Linked DNA regions of Homo sapiens: region 1 is linked to region 2. Evidence: chromatin loops called from intact Hi-C (ENCODE). Cell type or tissue: CD4-positive, alpha-beta T cell. All regions are shown on one strand. Each heading gives the region's core, and the rest is flanking DNA. Links, peaks and the distances in the headings are about the cores only.

Region 1 (2,894 bases), core at 90-2,589, 79 kb after region 2:
AATGAAATGTCCAATGTCTGCCCAATTCAAAGGGAGACTACAATGTCCCCACTGCTTTTCCAGGCCCAGCCCCTGTCCCATCTGGGGCCTGAGTCCCAACCCTTTATTTCATCCACACCCCAATTCCGGCCCACACCTATGGCTCAGGCCCATCTTCAATCCTCTTTCCCAGTCCTATCTCCTGCTTTTCCATCCCCGATGAAGAACACTGGAGTAGCTTGCCCTGCGTCGCAGAATAAAGTGCAAGCTCTCTCCCTACCTGAAACTCAGCACCCTGAATGGCCTTTGTTGAGGAAACAACTATAAGGTGGGTTGGCTTTACCCCCTAGGGTCCAAAAATCTCAGGACATCTTTAGTGTCTCCACTCCTAACCTTCCCCAGGAAAGGGGACACCCATTCTGCCTGAGAACTTTCCAGTCAGTCCTGAACTCCAGAGCAACATATTGAAAAGTGGTTCATTCAACACCAGGGCAAGATTCAAGAGTCTCTGGATCTGATGCAGCTTTGGGATGAATTGCCAGGGAAAAGTCAGGCGAAGGGCAAACCCAGGTCCTGGCAGTCCTCCATGTCCACAGGTGAAAGCAGCAAGGAGGCACAGAAGGTGAAGTTCCAGCTAGAGAGGGACCTGTGCCCACATCTGGGGCAAATTCTGGGTGAGGCCCCGCAAAATCTATCCAGGGGCATAGAAAGCTTCCCAGGGAAGACTCTGGGGGTGACCTCTGAAGAGTCAGAAAGGAACTTGAGGAAGCCCTTGAGGAGTGACTCGGTAGGGATTTATTAAGACTCACGGACAGGAATCATATAGAAAACATCCTGAAAGCCCACATGGGTAAGAGGTTGGGCCAGACCAACGAGGGCTTGATCCCCGTGAGTATGCATCGATCCTGGCTTGCTGTCAACCAGGCTCTTCCCGTGTCCAACACCCACATGAAAACCAGCAATCTAGCACCCCCCAAAAGTGGGAAAGCCTGTGTGAACACAGCCCAGGTGCTTTCCTTCCTTGAGCCATGTACTCAACAGGTGCTGGGAGCCCACATTTTGAGGTTTTGGGCCAAACACAGGTGGGGTCCACCCCTCAGGGTCCTCAAGCCCATTCAGTGCTTTAAACTGGTTTCATCCTTGTGCAATACACAGCTTGCCGGTCCCTCCTCAGCCACCTGTGAATCTGGGGCTGGCTCAAAAGTTGAGGTGGCCACGTTCCTTAGAAAGCCACCAATGGCAAGTCTGAGAAAGCAGGTGCTGACCAAAGCATCTGTTCACATGCCAGAGAGGCTTCAGGCCTCCTCACCTGCATGTAAGCAGTTCCAGAGGGCCCCACGAAGGATCCCATCTTGGAATGATCATGGGTCCTTGAAGGCTCCTACAGCTGGACAGGAGGGCAGGTGGCCATCTAAGCCCCTCACATACAGCCTCACAGGCAGCACCCAGCAGAGCAGGAGCTTAGGAGCCCAATCTTCAAGGGCGGGAGAGACCAGGGAGGCAGTGCCACAACCCAGAGTCCCCTTGGCAACCTGTATGTTGGCAAACATCCAAACCACAAGTGAGGATGTGCGTGGTTTCGAGGCTCCAGGGGCCAGCAAAAGCTCTCTCCTCCCTAGAATGTCTGTCTCCCAAGATCCAAGAAAGCTGTGTCTTAGGGAGGAGGTTGTTAGTGAATTTGAGCCTGGAATGGCCACGAAGTCAGAGACCCAGCCTCAAGTTTCTGCCGCTGTTGTGTTCCTTCCAGATGGGCAAGCATCTGTTGTGCCCCATGCTTCAGAGAATTTGGCTTCTCAAGTGCCCCAGAGCCATCTCCAGAGCACGCCTACTGGGAACATGCGGGCTTCCCAGGAGCTACGTGACCTCATGGCAGCCAGAAGGAGCAACCCGGGGCAGGGGCACAAGGAGCCCAGGAACCCAAACTGTCAAGGTTCATGCCAGAGCCAAAGGCCAATGTTTCCCCCTACTCACAAGAGGGAGAACCCTAGGAAGCCCAACTTAGAAAAACATGAAGAAATGTTTCAAGGACTGAGGACTCCTCAACTTACCCCGGGCAGGAAGACGGAAGACAGAACACACCCATCAGAATGAAGGCATCCAGCTACTGCCATCAAAGAAACAGCCTCCTTCAATAAGCCACTTTGGAGAAAACATCAAGCAATTTTTTCAGAGGTTTTTATCAGAGAAAAAAAGCAAGCCAGCACCAGTCACTGCTGAGAGCCAAAAGCCAGTAAAAAACTGATCATGCATGTACAGCAGCAGTGCTGAAGCTCAGCGGCTCATGACAGCAGTTGGACAGATACTGGAGGAGAAAATACCACTTTGCCATGTGCGCCATGCCTCGAAGGTAAATCAGCACCAACAGCAGTTTCAAGCCCCAGTCTGTGGATTTCCCTGCAACCACAGGCACCCCTTCTACTCAGAACACAGCAGAATGCTGAGCTATGCAGCCAGCAGTCAGCAAGCCACCCTCAAGAGCCAGAGTTGTCCCATCAGAGACAGAGAAATTGATCAACAGACCTTGAAAAGTGTCCGGTGCAACAATGAGGGCCTTCACTGTCCCTCTTTCTGTCAGCATTTTAATCACAACTGTTTAACAAGTCTCTACAATGGTCCAAACTTTCCCTCATCTTCCTGTCTTCTTCCAAGTCCTCCAAACTCTCCACCCTCTGGCTGTTAGCCACTTCTGAACCTGCTTTTATATTTTCAGCTATCTTTGTCACAGCCTGGCAATGTAGAAGGAAAAAAGGCCATTTTCAGAGCAAACTTCAAGAAGACTTCAGATATTTGCATTAAAAAGAAGACCAGTGTTAACAGAGAACACGGTGGGGAAAAGTCATTGAAGGCATTTCATAGCTTCACTTCGCAGTACTAATTTTCTGTATGATCATAACAAAAGGGATTTAGTTGGCTAG
Region 2 (2,894 bases), core at 88-2,587:
GAAAAGATGTTCGCCCTCCCCGCGCTTTTCCCTCCCTGCGTCCCTCTCTCTCCCACACACCCTCCGCTGCAGCGAGAGTGGGAGCGGGTCAGGGGCGGTAGGCGGTGACGGTGACTTGCTGTCTCTCGTGCGAGGCGTGGGATTTAAGCGCATTATAAGCCGTGGGTCCCGGAGAATCCCGAGAGGCTGCGCTTGGAGCCCAGACTGACGCGCTTCTCTCATGGTTCCGGGCCGCTGCCCTGCAGAGCCCACCTTACTCTTACTCTCCACAGGCCTGTTGGCCGCGGCGGGCCTTGGCTCCCCTGAGCCTGGTGGGCCTGCAAAGAGCTGCGTCCAGGAGCCGCCCCCAGGGAACAAGCTGCCAGCGGGCCTGGGGAGAACCGCCCGTCCGATGAGCTCGGCTGAGCGTGCACGCAGTGCCGAAATCAAGGACGCCTGGATGCTTTTCGTTGCAGAGTGACAAAGGTTCAACAACAGGAAGAGGATCAGGGGCCAAGACAAGAAGCTGAAGTTCGGCCTGCCAGGAACCCCGGGCCCCAGCATCCCACCCAAGGCGCTGCTGCAGGAGTTCCAGCTGCTGCTGAAAGGTGCGGTGCCGCAGGGCCAGAGTGCGGGATCCTGAGCCCTGCATGCCAGTCCTTGCGGGGGCCGATCGCTGTGAGCCTTACTCAGGTCCAGCCGCCTCCAGGGAGGACAATGTAGACGAGGTGCGGGGCGTGAGGGCGGTGCTGGCCGCACCCCTGGTCCTGAGGCCACGGGAGCCGCGCGAGGAGGCCGCCTTCCACTGACGCCTGCACCGGGACCGGTTGCTGCAGCGGTGCCAGCTGCAGGAGCTCCGCGTCTGCTGCTTCTCCGACGCCAGGGCGCCGCCAGGATGACAGGTGCAGGAGACTGTGGCTGTGGGCAGATGTGGTTTCCAGCCCCAGGTCCCCGCGGCCCCTGGCTTCCCAGCGCGCTGTCCTGTGAGCAAGAAGATGAAAAAAGCCACCCGATCAACAGGTCAGCTGCCCCGCCTGGCAGCCCAGCCAGACAAGGCAACCGAAGTTCATCCTCTCTGAGTTGACTTCGTGCGGGCAGCGGGCCGGCGCCCAGGATGCTGGGGAGCCCTGCGCGCCGGAGGCCGACAAGCCGTGGGGCTCAGAGGCGCCTCAGGGCGAGAAGGCACCCGTCTCCCAGCGCTTTCACCCCCTGGCCTGCCCGGCCCGCGTGGTGTCCCAGTGGCTGCGGCCACGCCAGGCATTCTGCCCCGCGGCGGCTGCACAGGGACGAGAACTGAGAACCCCTGCTCAACCCCATCCGGGGTGACTGCCAAATGCCTATGCCAGCGGCCCCGATCTCCCTCCGGTGGAGGAGTGGGGGGAGACACGGCCTGGGGGCCTCAGGCTGGGCGCGCTGGCGATCCCGAGGCCGACCAGGTCATGCACCTCCAGTCCGCCTGGGCACCCAAGCTGCAGCCGCCTTCTGTGCGCAGACAGCAGCCTCCAGGCAATCCCCGAGCCCGCCCGCACTCCCCGCATCTCAAAACCGGGGCTAGAGGTCCCTGTAGCTGCGGCCAAGCCAGGCGGTCTGCCCTGCGGCGGCTGCACAGGGGCAGGAACCGGCCCTCAGACCCAACCCCGGTGGCTGCAGAGGGCCACTGGCTAGAGGTCCCCAGCTCCAGCAGAGGAGGAGCTGGGCGGGGGCAGGGCCTGGCGGGCTCTCAGGCCAGGTGCACTCGCGATCTAGAGGCAGCCCAGGCCATTCTCCACCACCTGGGCGCCCAAGCTGCAGGCGCCCTCTACCTGCTGGCAACAGCTGCCTGGCCACTCCCAAGCTGGCTGGCGCTCCCAAGCCTCGCAGAACCGGGGCTAGATGTCGCCGTGGCTGCGGCCAAGCCCGGCGGTCTGCCCGGCGGCGGCTGCACCGTGGCTGGAACCGACCCCCCAGTCCCATCCCCCATGGCTACGGAGGGCCCCTGTCAGCGGCCCCGATCTCTCTTTGGAGGAGGAGCGGGGCGGGAGTCACGGCCAGGAGGGCCCTCAGGCCGGAAGGGATGCACGTCTGCGATTCCGAGACGTCCCGCGCGAGCCCAGGAGAACCCGCAAGCCAGCAGCGCCTGCGCCCGAGCTGCAGCAGCCCCCTGCAGGCCACGCGGGCTCGGGAGCGGTTTCCGGAGTCCGAGCTGGCGCTGAGCTGCAGGCGCGAGCCTAAAGGCTTAGCCGGGGCCCACGCTGTCTGAGAGATCGGAGCGTTCAGCTACAGGCACGCGCTTAACGGCTTCGTGGAGCTCACTCGGTCTGAGAGGTCGGAGGCTGCGAGTGTCGCTGCTGAAGGCTGTGGTGGACCAGGCTGGATCGCGGATTCTGAGCTACATCGCGGGTTTGGTGGTGGATCTTGGATTTGGGGGTGGATCGCGGGTTTGGGGGTGGATCTTGGATTTGGGGGTGGATCGCGGGTTGTGGGGGGGATGGCGGATTTGGGGCTGGGTGGGGGTGGAAAGGCCACGAGGAGCCGCGGCGGCTCAGGAGCGGGTGGTGGGCGTCTGAAAAGTCGCCACCATGAGGAAGCTCTTCAGCTTCGGGAGACGCCTGGGCCAGGCGCTCCTGGACTCCATGGACCAAGAGTACGCTGGTCGGGGGTACCACATCCGGGACTGGGAACTGCGGAAGATCCACAGGGCTGCCATCAAGGGCGACGCCGCGGAGGTGGAGCACTGCCTGACGCGCAGGTTCCGGGACTTGGACGCCCGCGACAGAAAAGACAGGTATCGGGGGCTCAGCCTGCGGTGGGAGGGGGCCCCAGGCCCGGCTTCCCTGCAGCCCCTGGGGCGGGGGCCTTGGAGGGCCCCGGGCACCCTCGGAGCCGCGGAGCCAAATGGAGCCTCAGACTGCTTTCCATCGCTGGCAATTCCCCGT

What was found. A loop is a pair of places that touch in the nucleus more often than their neighbours do. Peaks named below come from ENCODE experiments on the same cell type or tissue, not always from the same donor. Only the 100,000 strongest peaks of a DNase experiment are listed, where the experiment ranks them.
Region 1: a loop joins it to region 2, with 10 times the contacts of the local background. A loop is called at or near these places in 4 of 110 quality-filtered maps.

The regions. Positions count from the first base shown.
Region 1 is chr9:92,885,894-92,888,787 of GRCh38, forward strand. It overlaps the pseudogene SPATA31B2P. Among named protein-coding and RNA genes, the nearest start is that of ZNF484, 9.3 kb to the left of the region's middle. In CD4-positive, alpha-beta T cell, for the core only: no CTCF peak of the experiment used is centred there; DNase peaks (open chromatin) are centred at 1,508 and 2,298.
Region 2 is chr9:92,807,128-92,810,021 of GRCh38, forward strand. LOC124902211 (translation initiation factor IF-2-like) reads left to right here and starts at 181. Exons shown (of 1, transcript XM_047424309.1): 1 at 181-2,329. The coding sequence starts at 1,419. The coding sequence ends at 2,171. It overlaps LOC101929748 (a long non-coding RNA gene), which reads right to left and starts at 960. Exons shown (of 1, transcript NR_136301.1): 1 at 1-960. It also overlaps the pseudogene ANKRD19P. RefSeq lists an enhancer at 573-1,463 and a silencer at 1,822-1,891. In CD4-positive, alpha-beta T cell, for the core only: a CTCF peak has its summit at 1,377 (motif pointing left); DNase peaks (open chromatin) are centred at 864, 1,784 and 2,134; H3K4me3 peaks cover 2,379 bases; H3K27me3 peaks cover 1,749 bases.